Linked DNA regions of Homo sapiens: region 2 is linked to region 1. Evidence: chromatin contacts called from ENCODE Hi-C or POLR2A ChIA-PET data. All regions are on one chromosome and are shown on one strand. The core of a region is the stretch at or near the end of the contact, and the rest is flanking DNA. Distances in the headings are between cores, read along the strand shown. Region 1 has its middle 70 kb from the start of BANF2. Region 2 has its middle 50 kb from the start of SNORD17.

Region 1 (7,769 bases), core at 4,265-6,764:
TAAGTGTACAGATCAACACATTTTACATATATATACACCCATGAAGGCACCATCAGAGCAAGACAGAACATCTTCAGTCCCCTCAAGGGCTCCCTATGTCCCCTCTTAGTCAAAAGCTCCCTCTAGTATAACCACTGTTCCAGTATCTATCATCGAAGGCTTGCTCTGCCTGTTTTTGACCTTTGTATAAATGGAAACGTGTGGCTATGTGCTCTCTTACATCTGGTTTCTTTCTCTCAACATAGTATCTGTAAGTCACCCATTTTACCACGTGTAGCAGCATGTACATCATGGAAATGTACATGTCATACCTCTTAAGTGCTATGTATATATCCTGTTGTGTGAATATATCCCAACGTATTTATCCAATCTCCTGTTGATAGGCAGTTGGGTTGTTCCCAGTTGGGGGCCATAGTGAAAGATGTGGCTATGAATATTCTTGGATAAGTCTGTGGGTGGTCACGGTGCTGTCTCTGTGGGGTATACAGCCAGGAGTGGAACTGCTAGGTCATAGAGTAGATTTACGGTGACCTTAGTAGATTCTGCTAAAGAGTGTTCCAGAGTGGTTTGAGAATTTGAAGGAGAGTTCCCAGTGGGAAGCTGGTATGACCTGATTTATATTTAGGGAAGATCAGCTTGGCACTTTGTAGAGAAGAGCTGTAAGGGGGTCAGAGTGGAGGTGAGGAGACCAGCTAGGAGGTGATGGAAGGGTCTGGGTAAGCCATGACGGAGGCACAGCCGTGGTTGGTAGCAATGAAAGGAAGAAAAGATGTCACCTGCCCTTCAATAGGAAGGACACAGGGATAAGCTCAGTTGTCCACAAGGCCGAGCACAAATTAGTCCTTGAACCCAGGAATTCTAGCATAACCCAGCATTCCTCCCCACAGGTCTCTCTTGGGTTCGGGGTCCTGTCTCCTCTCTAAAACTCTTTTAACTATGGGATGGCAGCCCCCAGGGCTCACAGAGCTGGTATAGGAAGCTTCAGAGAGAATAAAAGACCTACTGGAGACAAGCAAACCTCTCTTTCCCCCCAAGCCTGGAAGTCACTTGAAAGTCCACTTGTTTTTACACATTTTTTCTTTTGAGACAAAGTCTCGCTCCCTCACCCAGGATGGAGTACAGTGGCGCTATCTTGGCTCACTGCAGCCTCGACCTCCCGGATTCAAGCAATTCTCCTGCCTCAGCCTCCTGAGTAGCTGGGATTACAGGCGCCTGCCACTACACCCGGCTAATTTTTGTATTTTCAGTAAGAGACAGGGTTTCGCGATGTTGGCCAGGCTGGTCTTGAACTCCTGATCTCAGGTGATCCACCCGCCTCGGCCTCCGTAAGTGCTGTGTTTATAGGCACGAGGCACCTCACTCAGCTTTACACATTTACTGATAGCCCCTGCTCAGCTCCCAAAATGCTCCATCTCCTTGGCTGCCCCTGTGCTCTCTCTGGGGTTGGGATCCCAGTAGCAAACACTCATTGTTTCCTTAAGTGCTGTTCACAGTCTGCACCAAGGGCACGTGCTGCACACTGGGAAGAGAGGCCATATCATGGGCTCTTTTCTGGCACCTGTGAGCAGCCAGGTGTAGGGTGGGGCAGGGTAGTCCTCCTCTGCCCTCAATGCACAGAGCCTGGGAGTCCAACAACATGTGGGCTTCCTCTAGAGCCTGGTCAAAATCCTCCTAACATTGGGACCAATCTGGAAATGAACTGCCTTTACTGCTCATTATGTAGTAGTGATGTCTTTCTACGTGGCTTCGTTCTTTCTTATCCTTTGGATCCTCTGGAGGTGTCAGTGCAGGGTATTACCAGGGCTTTCTATGAAAGGGCCAGAAATCCAGTTCTAACTGGTGTAAACAGCAACACAATAAATGTGTTGGTTTATATATCCAAGAAGCCCAGGGGTGTTGGCTTCAGGAATAGCAGGCTACAGGTCCTCAAAAATATCAGAAAGCTCCTACTCTCATTTTCATCTCTTCTTTTATCTCTTTTGGCTACACTTTCAAGCTACTTTTCTCCATGTGATAAAAGGCATGGCCACCAACAGTACAAGCATGTCTTGCCTGCTTATTAATACCGGTGGAAAGGGAAGGGCTTCTTTCCCAAGCAGTTCCCAGGAGTGGCTTCCCTTAGTCTAACATGGGTTGTGTGCTCAGCCTGAGCCAATCACTGTGGCCAAGGGCACTGATGTGCTGAGTTGCCACCCGGGAGCCAGAGGGTGCACTAAGAGAGAAGGAGGGGTTCCCCCAAAGGAAACTGGGTACTGTTTCCAGACAAAGGAGAAGTGGTAAATGAACAGCCCAAAACAGCAGATTTTAAAAATTAAAAATAAATAAATAAATAAAAATATGGTGTGAAATGATGTGGCTAGAAAAAAATAAAATAAAATAATATCAGGTGGTCTTAAGCTTTCCTTTCAGGAAAGTTGCTGATAAATCATTCGAGGCAGCCTAAGAAGAATGGATGGATCAATAAATAAACAGATGAAAAAGGGAACAAATATTTATGGGTCACAATATTTTAAGTTACTTGAGAGCCAGAGGGATGCATTTTCCAGGGCCTAGCCCAGGGCTTGGCACGGTATTAGATCCAGGGCAACTAATGCCTGCCATTCACATGGAAGACATGATCAGGAGATAGCTGTTCTCTTCCCTGCTGAGTCCAGACCAGCCTCAGAATCCTTCTCAACACAGCACTCCAGATGAAACTAACTGCCATCCTTTTCAAACGCATCACCTCCCCTCAGAACCTGCCCCAGTCCCCTAGAAAGTGCTCAACAAAAGCTTATTGACATGGACAAGGTATCCACTGTGGTCCACACCCTGTGACAGGCACATTTGAACACCATCAGCTTTCTAATGGAAAGCTATCTGCCGCTGCATCCCTTTCTCTGGCAATCTTACCTTTGCCTAAGCTCTGATAAGTGTTGACAGCATCTGTTTCAAGAGTGGGTTTGCACACGTTTAAAATGGCAACTGTCTCTGTACCCTCAGAGTCCCAGGGAAGACCTTACAGCCATGGTGTGGTGGTACCTGTGCAACAACCAGCTCTCAAAAAAAAAAAGTCCTATTTATAGCATCTGCCAATTTCCATGATATACAGGTTCCTACCGTGGTCAGTTTCAAACTATCAACCTGATCTCGATAAAAGCAGAGTTGAGAAAAGATGCACGTAATTGGCTCTTGAGACCTGACATGAGCTGGCTCCAGCACAACACAGCCTTCAAGTACATTTTGTTTCCCATGTGACTCTAGAACCACATCAGAATTTTCTTCAAGGTTGTTTTACCAACAGTCACTCAAGAACACTTGCTGACAATCCAAGACAGAGACCTAAATTCTCTTCTAGAACTTAGAGCCACTTCTAAAATCAAGATTAATGCTACTTTAGGCTCTAGAGTGAAATGTGCATGAAGAGATGTCACCTGACAGTGTAAAATTTATTCCCAGGTATTGCCTGCCTTCAGCACGCCACTCGGTTCCGCTCTTATTCTGTTGTGCACATTCAATCCACTCATTGACAATAACAACTTTCAAAGCTTTCCCTCAAAATTTTATTACATAAAATGTTTGGCATTTATAAAAATAGTATATGACTAGGCCAGGCATGGTGGCTCAGGCCTGTAATCCCAGCACTTTGTGACACTGACGTGGGTGGATGACTTGAGGTCAGGAGTTTGAGATCAGCCTGGCTAACATGGCAAAATCTTGTCTCTATAAAAAATATAAAAATTAGCCAGGCATGGTGGCCCACGCCTGTAATCCCAGCTACTCAGGAGGCTGAGGCACAAGAATTGCTTGAACCCAGGAGGCGGAGGTTGCACCGAGCCGAGGTTGTGCCACTACACTCTAGCCTGGGCGACAGAGTGACACTCCATCTCAAAAAATAAAATAAAATAAAATAAAAAATAGTATATGACTATTGTGACCCAATTTAATTCTTATCAATCCATGACCAATCTTTCCGTATCTATACTTGACCCACTTTTCACCTCCTATATTACCTTGAAACAAATCCCAAACATCATTTCATCTGTAAAGATTTCACTAAAAAGCAATAATATTTTAATCTGGAAAACTCATATAAACTGAGGTATTTTGCAACTTTTCAGTATAATAAAAAAAGAAAAAAGTAAGCTGAGGTATAATCAACTGAGGAGGAGTAAATTGTCAGCTCTCTCTGACTTCATGGAATTTTTATTTTTATTTTTGAGACAGAGTCTCACTCTGTCACCTAGGCTGGAATGCAGTGGCGTGATTTCTGCTCACTCCAACCTCTGCCTCCTGGTTTCAAGCAACTCTTATGCCTCAGTCTCCCGAGTAGCTGGGATTACAAGCGTGCACCACCACACCTAGTTAATTTTTTTGTATCTTTAGTAGATAAGAGACTTTGACATGTTGGCTAGGCTAGTCTCGAACTCCTGGCCTCAAGCGATCTGCCTGCCTTGGCCAAGGCAGGAGGATTGCTTGATTGAGTCCAGGAATTAGAGACCAGCCTGGGCAACATACGGAGACCCCATCTCAAAAAAAAATTTAAAAATTAGCTGGGTGTGGTGGTGTATGCCTGTGGTCCCAGCTACTTAGGAGGCTGAGGCAGGAGGATCGCTTGGGCCCAGGAAGTTGAGGCTGCGGTGAGCCATGACCACACCACTGCACTCCAGCCTGGGCAACAGAGTGAGACCTTGTCTCAAAATAAAGAAAAAAAAAGGAAAAGAAAATTGGGGATCATTTGCCAACATTTAGCAATTGGGAGATTTTTCTATAAAAATCCTATGGAGGCCAACCCAACAGCTTCTCTCCCCAGCTTTAAGCAGGGCTGATTGGAGACTCAACCCCCTACTCCCTCCCAAGACACCTCTGGCCAATGAGGAATGGATGTTGGTGGGATAAATACTCCAGCTTCCTTGCCCCTCAGGTGGGCTGCTGTGAAGCATGTCCCTGCCATCTCCCAAGGCCCCTACAGTGTTGAGTTCTGCTTGTCCACGGTGCTAACTACCCATCAATACTCTGAACAGGTTTGTCTCCCTTCCCCGCTCCCCAGGGGGGCTTCCAGAAATGCGTTTCCAAACAATCTTCTGAACTCCATCTTTCTCTACTTCTGGGAGAATTCAACCCAAGATCTGGTCCACCAGCTCTCAGCCCAAGTCCTCCCAGTTACCAGCTCTACCCCCGGCGGGGCATGTTCATCCGGAGTGCTGCTGTGACCCAGTCATTGTGCAAGGGCGCCGTGCTGCAAAGATCAAAGAAGCCTCTGCATTCTGGAAAATATTGGGTCAAATAGCATGTCATTTTAGAAAAGCTCTCAAGTATGGCATTTCCTGAGCACTGCAATTACAGCCTCTTTCTATGTTGGCTTTAAATGCCCGTGTAAGCAGCTATTTACTCTCTGGCTCGGGGCACCACTAAAGGGCTCTTGCTCGCTCTAAATATATCATGACAAACTCATAACCCTCAGGCTGCCCGAATGTACATTTGTGAGAGTCGGCCACCGTGCTTGTGGTTGAGTGCGTCCACATACAACCGTGCCCTGAGTGCAGTTCAAAGCTAAGCAGAGCCTCTTCCCTACTTTCCCCTTCGCCGCTCCCCTCCCCAGGAGAAGCCATGAGGAATTTCTCTGAAGAGAAAAAAGCGACAGGACTTTGAGATTCACTGTTAGACTGGCTCCAAGGGCAGGAGCTTCCTAGAGTTTAACAATAGGCCTGGCACTTAAAATATGTGCCAATAAATATTTGTCAAATTCTGAACCACGTTGGTGGCTTGCTTTCCCTCCCTCCCTTCCTCCTCCCTTTTCTTTCTTTTTTTTTCTTTCCCTTCCTTCCTTCTTTTTCTCTTTCTTCCTTCCTGTCTTTCTTCCCTTCTCTTTGCCTTCCCTCCTTCCTTCCTTTCTTTCCCTCCTTTCAAAAGTATACACATGTCATTGCTTGTAATAGACAAAAAACTGGATTCAACCTTCGTGCCGATGGACAATAGCAGGTTAAGTCCTGTACATCCACCTAATGGAATATTCTGTGGCCTTTTCAAAGAGAGCTCTTTATGCTCTGAGGTGGAGGTGCCTCCCAGACATATTGTTAAGTGAAAGAAGTCACATGCTGAAGAGCATGTATGGTGTGTTATCACCTGTGAAAAAAGAAAAAAATGCTTATAAATGCATGAAATACCTCAGGAAAGCTAAAAAAGAAACTAACAAAGGTTGCTTCTGGAGAGGAGAAGTGGAATGTAGGGGTTCGAGGTGAGAAAGAAACCTCACTTTGTGTATTTTATTGATTGTATGTATGTATTTTTCAAATGCAATATCAATAAAAAGAAAGATAAAAGAGCCTGCTTTCCAGTCTGAATGCACTCCCTGGGGTGTGCATTTTCACAGTGGGTTTTGGAATCCTGTGTGCGCCCCCAGCAAAGTGCCTGCCTCAGAATACATAACAGATAGGTCCGTCTTGAGGGAAGCAGGTGGAGTTCTCACCAGTGGTTCCCATCTACCAAAGTCAGGCTGGCAACTTGACCTTCTTTAGGCAGAAACATCACAAATTAGAAGAAAGCATTCTCACAAGAGCACAGTGGACACACTTCATTCACTCTGGACGCATCTGCTGAGCACCGACTGTTTGCCGCACAGTGTTCCAGGCTCTGGGGTATGGCAGAGCAAGACGGATAATAACCCTGCCCTTCCTGCCTTCTAGCTTGCCTTCTAGCTGGAGGAGGAGGGGGCAATCAACAAGTTAAGTAAATAGATGGAGGCCGGGCACGGTGGCTCACGCCTGTAATCCCAGCACTTTGGGAGGCCAAGGCAGGTGGATGTCTTGAGCCCAGGAGTTCAAGACCGGCCTGGGCAACATGGCAAAACCCCATCTCTACAAAAAATACAAAACATAGCTGGGCGTGATGGTGGGCACCTGTAGTCCTAGCCACTCAGGAGGCTGAGGTGGGAGGATCACCTGAGCCTGGGAGGTCCAGGCTGCAGTGAGCCATGATCATGCCACTGCATGCCAGCCTGGGTGACAGAGTGAGACCCTGTCTCAAGTAAATAAATAAATAAGTAGATGGAGTATGTTAAATCTAGGTAAGGGCTCAGGAGGGGAAACAGCAGGAAAAGTGAATACGAAGTGCTGGGGGTGGGGGCAAGGCTGTGACTTCAAGGTGGTCAGCGGAATCCTCACAGAGAAGGTCAAGGCCTGAGGAGGGGAGGCAGTGGCTCTGGAGATATCTGGGGGAGGAGCTGGAAGGACCAGCAAGTGTAGGGACGAAGCTCCTCCACCGTTTGTAGATGGGTCTGGGTGCCCAGGAGCTCCTGGGAACTCCTCTGAGGCCTGGTTTTGTATGAACTTAGTTTCTCTGAACTTGGATCAGTCAGCCCCATGCTCGGAATCAGGTGGAGCCAAATGCAAAAAGGGACCCAGGGCTGCATGGCTCATGCCGAGAATGATGCCCTGCCGGCTCAACCTCCACTGCAGGCTCAGGTTTGGAGGAAATAGGCCCCAGAGACTAAAACAATAATACATGTTCCAAGAATACTTCAAAAATATTCCTCCTCACAGGCTTTCCCAGTGTGGGTTCTCCAGCCCACAAAACGCTGTGCCGAGAGAAAGTGGCTTCTAGGGGGCCTCTTGGAGACTGACCGAGGCTCCAACAAGTCCTGAGTAAGAAAACCTAACTCACTTTGTTCAGTTGGGTGTCTCCCAAACTTCCCTGATGGAAGAAGCTTTTTTTTTAAGTTACTGCTATTAATATTCTTGGACACAAATGTCCATGGACTCCTCTGAGTGACATTGAATTAGGAGGTTTCG
Region 2 (6,938 bases), core at 395-2,894, 140 kb after region 1:
AGTTTGTGATGAGGTTTATTTATGCAGGTGCAAATAGTCTCTGTGTCTTCCTCATGGCCATGAAACTCCCCTGAATAGAAGATTTGTGGTAGGTTTATTCTTGGTCCCTCTCCTGGAAGTGGAAGCTGCCCCAAAGACAGAATGTATGGCAGTCTTCAGTTCCAAGTGGGCCGCACACAAGGATACACAAGAAACTGATAATAGTGGTTACACATTTGAAGGGCAGGGGATAGAGGTGAATGAAAACCAAGAAGTTGTGAACAGGGACTTGGGAAGACGTTTTTAGAAATTTTTTCATCTTTATTTTTTAAATTTTAGAAAGATATGAATATATTGCCCATTCAGAAACAAACAAACAAACAAAAAACCCTAGGTTCTAAGAGTGATTGTAATTCATTTAAGGAGTGGTTTCCCCCTATTTAGGAAAAGATGGATCGTGCCTCATTAGCAAGGCCTAGTGGGATTCAGCCCTGAGGGAGGTGCAGGAGATTTTATCATCATCTTTGTCAGCATCACTGCACTTTCTACAGAGAAGGTTACAGAACAGGGTCAGGTCGTCGCCCTTTCTACTTTGCTTAGAGGGACGCTTACAGCCTGTGTCAGCTGTCAGTCCCAAGACCTCTGTCTCCCCAGTCTCCTCCAGCCTCCAGAAAAACAAAGGCAGCTGTGGAGGGTAGAGGATGGGCTAGGGGTGGGACCCAAGACTCACTGGACAATGGAAACCTTTCCCCTTCAAGCAGATGTCAGGATTATTATTTGCACTTTGCATGTGGAAAAGAAGGACTGTAACACGCTGACAAATGCCTGCATCTTGTTCTAAAATTCCTGACTTGTTGCCAATAAAAGAATCAAAGTGCTTTCTAGCTCAGAGAAAAAGCTGCTGCTAATTTGAAGAAGATTCCAGAATAGAAATTCAGGTCAACCAAAGGTTTTTCAGACAGAGTTGATGAGCAGGTCTTACATGGCCTGAAATTCAAAGATACAAACCAGAGAAAGAAGAGATCAAAGCTCTTGTCCTGGGGACACATTAAAAACTAGATCTGGACACATCTCAGTTCTGGAGCCAAGCAATTCCTCCCTCAGGGTGTCGAAACTAGTCTTCTCCTCAGCCTAGAGCCCTCCTCTCTAAACCTGCTTATTCTGGCCCTGTCTTCTCATCTTGGTCTCATCTTGGTCTCTTTGAGGTAGAAAATCAGCAGGACTTATTTTCTGAGCACCTGTAAGGCCCCTGCTGATCAAAACTAGGATGCAGGGCCGGGCATGGTGGCTCTCATCTGCAATCCCAGCACTTTGGGAGGCCAAGGCGGGCGGATCGCTTGAGGTCAGGAGTTCGAGACCAGCCTGGCCAACATAGTGAAACCCCGTCTCTACTAAAACTACAAAAATTAGCCGGGTGCATTACGCGTGCCTGTAATCCCAGCTACTCAGGAGGCTGAGGCTGGAGAATTGCTTGAACCCGGGAGGCGGAGGTTGCAGTGAGCCAAGATCGTGCCACTGCACTCCAGCCTGAGTGACAGAGAGAGACTCCGTCATACACACACACACTCACACACACAAAAACAGGATGCAGTAAAGAAGCCAGCTGAAACCAGTACATGGCCACCAAAGTGACCTCTGGCTGCCCTCATTTTTCATTACTAAATAGACTCCCACCGGTGCCGTGACAGTTTACAAATACCATGGCAATGTACCGTGGCAATGACCCAGAAGTTACCTTATATGGTTCCAGGAACTCTCCACCCTTTTTCTAGAAAATTCTGAATGACTCACCCCTTCATTCGCATATAATTAACAGTGGGTATAAATAGAACTCCAGCAATCCAAGCGGTAGCTCCTGCTCTGATTCCTCCTCCACATTGCTACTGCTGCCTCACACTGCCACTGTTGCTCAGGACTGCTCTGTGGAGCAGCCAGTTTGCTGTACACTGCTCCTCTGGGCTACTCTGGGCTACTCTGTCTATGGGACAGCTCTGCCCTGTCTGCGGAGCCACCATTTTGCTATACACTATTGCTCTAATAAACTTGCTTTCTTTCACTGTCAACTCACTCTTGAATTCTTTCTTGAGCAAAGCCAATAACCCTCCCAGGCTAAGCCCCAATTTTGGGGTTCATCTACATCAGGCTCAGAGAGACCTTCTCCGATCATCCAAAATATACAGTCCATCCAATGTATCTAACATATTTCCTATTTTATTCTCTTCATAGCACTGACCACAAATGAATTCTTACTTATTTGCTTATCATCCTTCTCTTCCAGCTAGAATGTGCTCTCATGGTACAGTCGTACTGTTTTGTCTCCCTATGTCCCCAGTGTTTAGAACAGTTACTTAGTACACAGCAGGTGCTCAATCAATATAGGCTCAGTTAATGAAAAAATGATTAAAAGTTAAACTTGAGATGTCTGTGAAATATCCAAGGAGTGGTGTCAAGAAGAGAGTTGTCAAGTAGTCAAGTGTGGGAAAGATCCAACCTAGAGGTACATATTTGGGTATTACTGGAACAAACTCAGTTTTTTTAAAATTGATAAAAATTGATGACAACAGCAAAGGAGAATTTAAAGAAGGAAGAGCCTGAGCTCCAAGGAGCCCAAAATTTACAGGTTGGGTGGAGAAAAGGGAACAAGCAAAGAAGAGTGAAAGAGATCAGTGAGGTAGAAGGAAATCCAAGAGATAAGTTATCCCAGAGGCTAAGAGACAAGACTGTTTCAAGGATGAGGAAGCAGCCACCTATGTGGAACACCACCATTGGAATTGCCAGCATGGAGATTGTCTGGGCCCTGATAAGAGCAATTTCAAGGCAGCGGTGAGGGCAGAAACCACTGGTGGATGGGAGGTGAGGCAGTGGGAGCACTGAGTGTCAATGACTTCAGAAGTTTAACTGAGAAGACCAGCGGATAAATTGGATGTAGCTATAGGCAGATATAGCTCAAAGAAAAATTCTTAGCCAGGCGCAGTGGCTCACACCTGTAATCCTAACACTTTGGAAGGCCGAGGGGAGCAGATCACCTGAGGTCAGGAGTTTGAGACCATCCTGGCCAACGTGGTGAAACCCTGTCTCTACTAAAAATACAAAATTGCTTGAACCTGGGAGGCGGAGCTTGCAGTAAGCTGAGATCGTGCCACTGCACTCCAGCCCGGGTGACAGAACAAGACTCCGTCTTAAAACAAAAAAAAAAAAGGAAAAATAAAAGAAAGGTTCTTTTTCTGCTCAACTTTTTATTTTTATTTTTATTTTTTTTAAATTGGAAGAATTATATTACCAGATTTTAATACTTATTACAAAGCTATAGTCATCTTGACTTATGTGGTATTGGCAAAAGGAGAGATGTACAGATCAATGGGAGAAAATAAAAAGTCTAGAAATAGACCCATACCAATATGGCTAATTCCTAAAAATGAAAAACCTACAGAAAAGTTGAAAGGATAGAACAATGAACACTTCTGTACCCTTCACTTTAATCATTTGTCAACCCTTTGTCACATTTAATTCCCATGCACATACCCGCATGTATTCACTTTGGGGTAAATCACTGGAAATAAAGTTGCAGACCCCCCTGTATATCAGCATGCTTTTCCTAAGAACGAGCTCATTCTCCCACATGACCTCATGATATATCCCACTCAAAGAAATTTAGCATCAAAGTTATCTAATAAAGAGACCATATTCACATTTCCCCAAATGTTTAAAAATGTCCTTTGTAGCTTTTTCTCTGGTCCAGCATCCGATCAAGAGTCATGCATTCCATTTGGTTGCCACATCTCTGTAGTCTCCTTTAATCAGAAACAGTCCCCTGTATTTTTCTGTCTTTCATGCCACTGACATTGGAGAGTTTGGGCTGGTTGTCACGTAGCATGTCCCACATTCTGGATTGTCCTGATTTTTTTGTCATGATTGGATTCAGGTTAAACATTCTTGGCAAGAATATCACAGAGATGATATGAACTCTTAAGGGTGAATCTCTGTTAAAGGTGGACAACACTCAGCCTACTTAAATGCTGACAAAAAGGATCCAGTAGATGGGTGATAGAAATTGGAAGGAAATTTGGACGGGGAAGGAAATTAGAAAGATGAATGAAGTAATGAAGTTTTGAGTTGGCAAGAGAGGTGGAGTCAGAGCACAGGCAAAGGGGTTTGCCCTGACAGGGAGCAGACGCATTTCGTCGGTCGTAACAGACGAGAAGGAGAAGATGCTGACAATGAATGTGGTCTGAAATCGGGAGAAGGAGTGTGTTTGGATTTGATGGCTTCTTTTTGGATTTGACGGTCTTCTTCTCAGTAAAATAAGGCAGCATCTGCGGGTGAAACTGACAGTAAGAGTAGAAGAGTGGAGGGGAGTTTAGAGGAAGAGAAAGTATGACAAAGTCATTGGTGGCAGTGGCAAAGCAGGCTTCCTGGAGAAATATAAAAAGCTAGGCATACTGTTAGTGGGAATGTAAACTGTGGAAAACAGTATTGTGGTTCCTCAAAAAATTAAAATAGAATTACCATATGATCCACCAAGTTCACTTCTGGGTTTATACTCAAAAGAATTGAAATCAGAACTTTTAAGAGACATTCATACACCCTGGTTCACAGCAGCACTATTCACAATAGCCAAGAGCTGGAAGCAACTCAATTGTCTGTCGATGGACGAATAAACAAAATATAGAATACACAGTGGAATATTATTCAGCCTTAAAAAGGAAGAACAGTTGGGTGTGGTGGCTCATGCCTGTTATCCCGGCATTTTGCAAGGCTGAGGCAGGCGGATCACCTGAGGTCAGGAGTTCAAGACCAGCCTGGCCAACATGGTAAAACCCTGTCTCTACTAAAAATACAAAAATTAGCCAGGTGTGGTGGTGCATGCCTTTAATCCCAGCTACTCAGGAGGCTGAGACAGGAGAATCACTTGAACCTGGGAGGCGGAGGTTGCAGTGAGCCGAGATTGTGCCACCACACTCCAGCCTAGGTGACAGACAAGACCCCATCTCAAAAAAAAAAAGAAAAGAAAAGAAAAAGGAAAAAGGAAAGACATTCTGACACATGCTATATCATGAATGAACTTTGAGGACATTATGCTAAGTGACATTAGCCAGCCACAAAAAGACAAATACTGTATGGTTCCATGTATGTGACATCTCTAGAGTAATAAAATTCATAGAAGCAGAAAGTAGAATGGTGATTAGCAGGGGCTTTGTGGAGGAGTGGGCAATGGGGAGTTTTTTAATGGGAATAGAGTTTCAGCTTGGAAAGGAAAAAATTCTGGAGCTTGGTCGAACAACAATATGAATGTACTTAACACTACTGTATTGTACACTTAGAACTGGCTGAGGTAAAATTTGTGTTGTATGTTTTCTTACCACCATAAACAAACAAACTAACACAAATATACATACACCTATGGAGGGAAAAGAAGTTAGGCAGGCCATGTTTAGTATCCAATTGATGCTTGAGATAATTCATTTATAGAGAAATTAGCTGATTAGCTAAGTTACAAACTTTTCTCCAGCAATATTCTGCTGCTCAGGTATGTAGGTAGAGAAGGGAAATATTTGTGTTCATTCAGGATGGGGCTCTACAAAGAGAGAGGGGCCAGGGAGCTGAAGGAGTTTGTGAAGAAGTGTGGTAGATTGTCTTACTGTCCAATAAGAATTTTCTCCTCCTGCCTTCCCTGACCCCAACCCAGGGCATGGAAAAGAGTTCCCTGCCCACATTGCCCTTGGGCTTGACCATTGACTTGTTTTGACCAACAGGCTGGCAGAAGTGTCAGGGTGCCTGTCCCAAGGCTGGGCCTTAGGAAGTCTTGCATGTTCCCCTCCTTCTCTTATGCTCCTGCCATCTGCCATGGAAAGAGCTTGCCCCAGCCAGCCACGGCTCCTTCACTGCGGTCGTAGAATAACAGACCCCCAAGCACCAAGCCCAGTTGTTAAGCACCAGACCAGTGGGACTCTTGGGAGGAAGGACACTGTGCTGGGTAAGCCACTGAGATTTGGGGGCTTCGTCAGGTGGATTTCACTATGTGAAACAGTTTTGTACCCTGTTTCTCTCCCTCAACAAGAGATCTTGAGCATTTGGCCAGGTGCAGTGCCTCCCACCTGTAATCCCAGCACTCTGGGAGGCCGAGGTTGGCAGGTCACTTGAGGTCAGGAGTTTGAGACCAGTCTGGCCAACATGGTGAAACCCCATCTCTACTAAAAATATAAAAAATTAGCTGGGTGTGGTGGCGGGTGCCTGTAATCCCAGCTACTTGGGAGGCTGAGGCAGGAGAATCACTTCAACCAGGAGGCAGAGGTTGCAGTGAGCTGAGATCGTGCCATTGCACTCCAGCCTGGGCAACAGAGCAAGACTCCATCTCAAAAAAAAAAAAAAAAAAAGAGAGAGCGAGATCTTGAGCATTTAAAACTTCAAGGACATTATTCTCAATGGCTGAATATTCCATTTAATAAATAACATAATTTACTGAATGGTTCTTTCATTATTGGGACACTTAGAATTTTCCATGTTTTCATTGTATTGCAGGAAATAAAATGAAATAACATTGCAGGAAATATTGTATATAAATTCCAAATACAAGGTATAAATACTTTTAAATTTATATTTTGACCCCAGTACAATATGCATATGGATTTTTAAAAATCAAACAAAAAATAACAAAAGATTAGTGGATATTTGAACAAAGCCTCTAAAAATCAAGGACAGAAACTGTGAGGTATTGCTAGGATAGCCCCAGTTTCTTCTACCAGGAGGTTGAATTAATAATTTCACCACAGCCGGGCAGAGTGGCTGATGCCTGTAATCCCAGCACTTTGGGAGGTCGAGGCAGGCAGATGACTTGAGGTCAGGAGTTTGAGACCAGCCTGGGAACATGGCGAAACCCCGTCTCTACTAAAAAAAAAAACAACAAAATTTAGCCGGGCGTGGTGGCGTGCACCTGTAATCCCAGCTACCTGGTGAGGCTG

What was found. A loop is a pair of places that touch in the nucleus more often than their neighbours do. ChIA-PET counts read pairs that join two places held with the same protein, here RNA polymerase II (POLR2A). Pooled maps may share reads with other maps.
Region 2: a map of DLD1 shows a loop between it and region 1 (3-fold over the local background). The contact joins two enhancer-like sites. A Hi-C loop is called at or near these places in 3 of 168 maps with a recorded cell type or tissue (DLD1, HepG2 and endothelial cell of umbilical vein), 6 of 37 single-sample maps with no recorded cell type and 4 of 50 pooled maps. POLR2A ChIA-PET finds 5 or more read pairs at or near these places in 5 of 52 experiments (A549, HepG2, OCI-LY7 and 2 more).

What each region holds. Positions count from the first base shown.
Region 1 is chr20:17,766,291-17,774,059 of GRCh38, forward strand. No RefSeq gene overlaps it. Among named protein-coding and RNA genes, the nearest start is that of BANF2, 70 kb to the left of the region's middle. Within about 2 kb of position 5,515, at least 3 of the 41 ENCODE cell types and tissues checked have a DNase peak (open chromatin) inside an H3K27ac peak, as active enhancers do.
Region 2 is chr20:17,909,332-17,916,269 of GRCh38, forward strand. No RefSeq gene overlaps it. Among named protein-coding and RNA genes, the nearest start is that of SNORD17, 50 kb to the right of the region's middle. Within about 2 kb of position 1,645, at least 7 of the 41 ENCODE cell types and tissues checked have a DNase peak (open chromatin) inside an H3K27ac peak, as active enhancers do.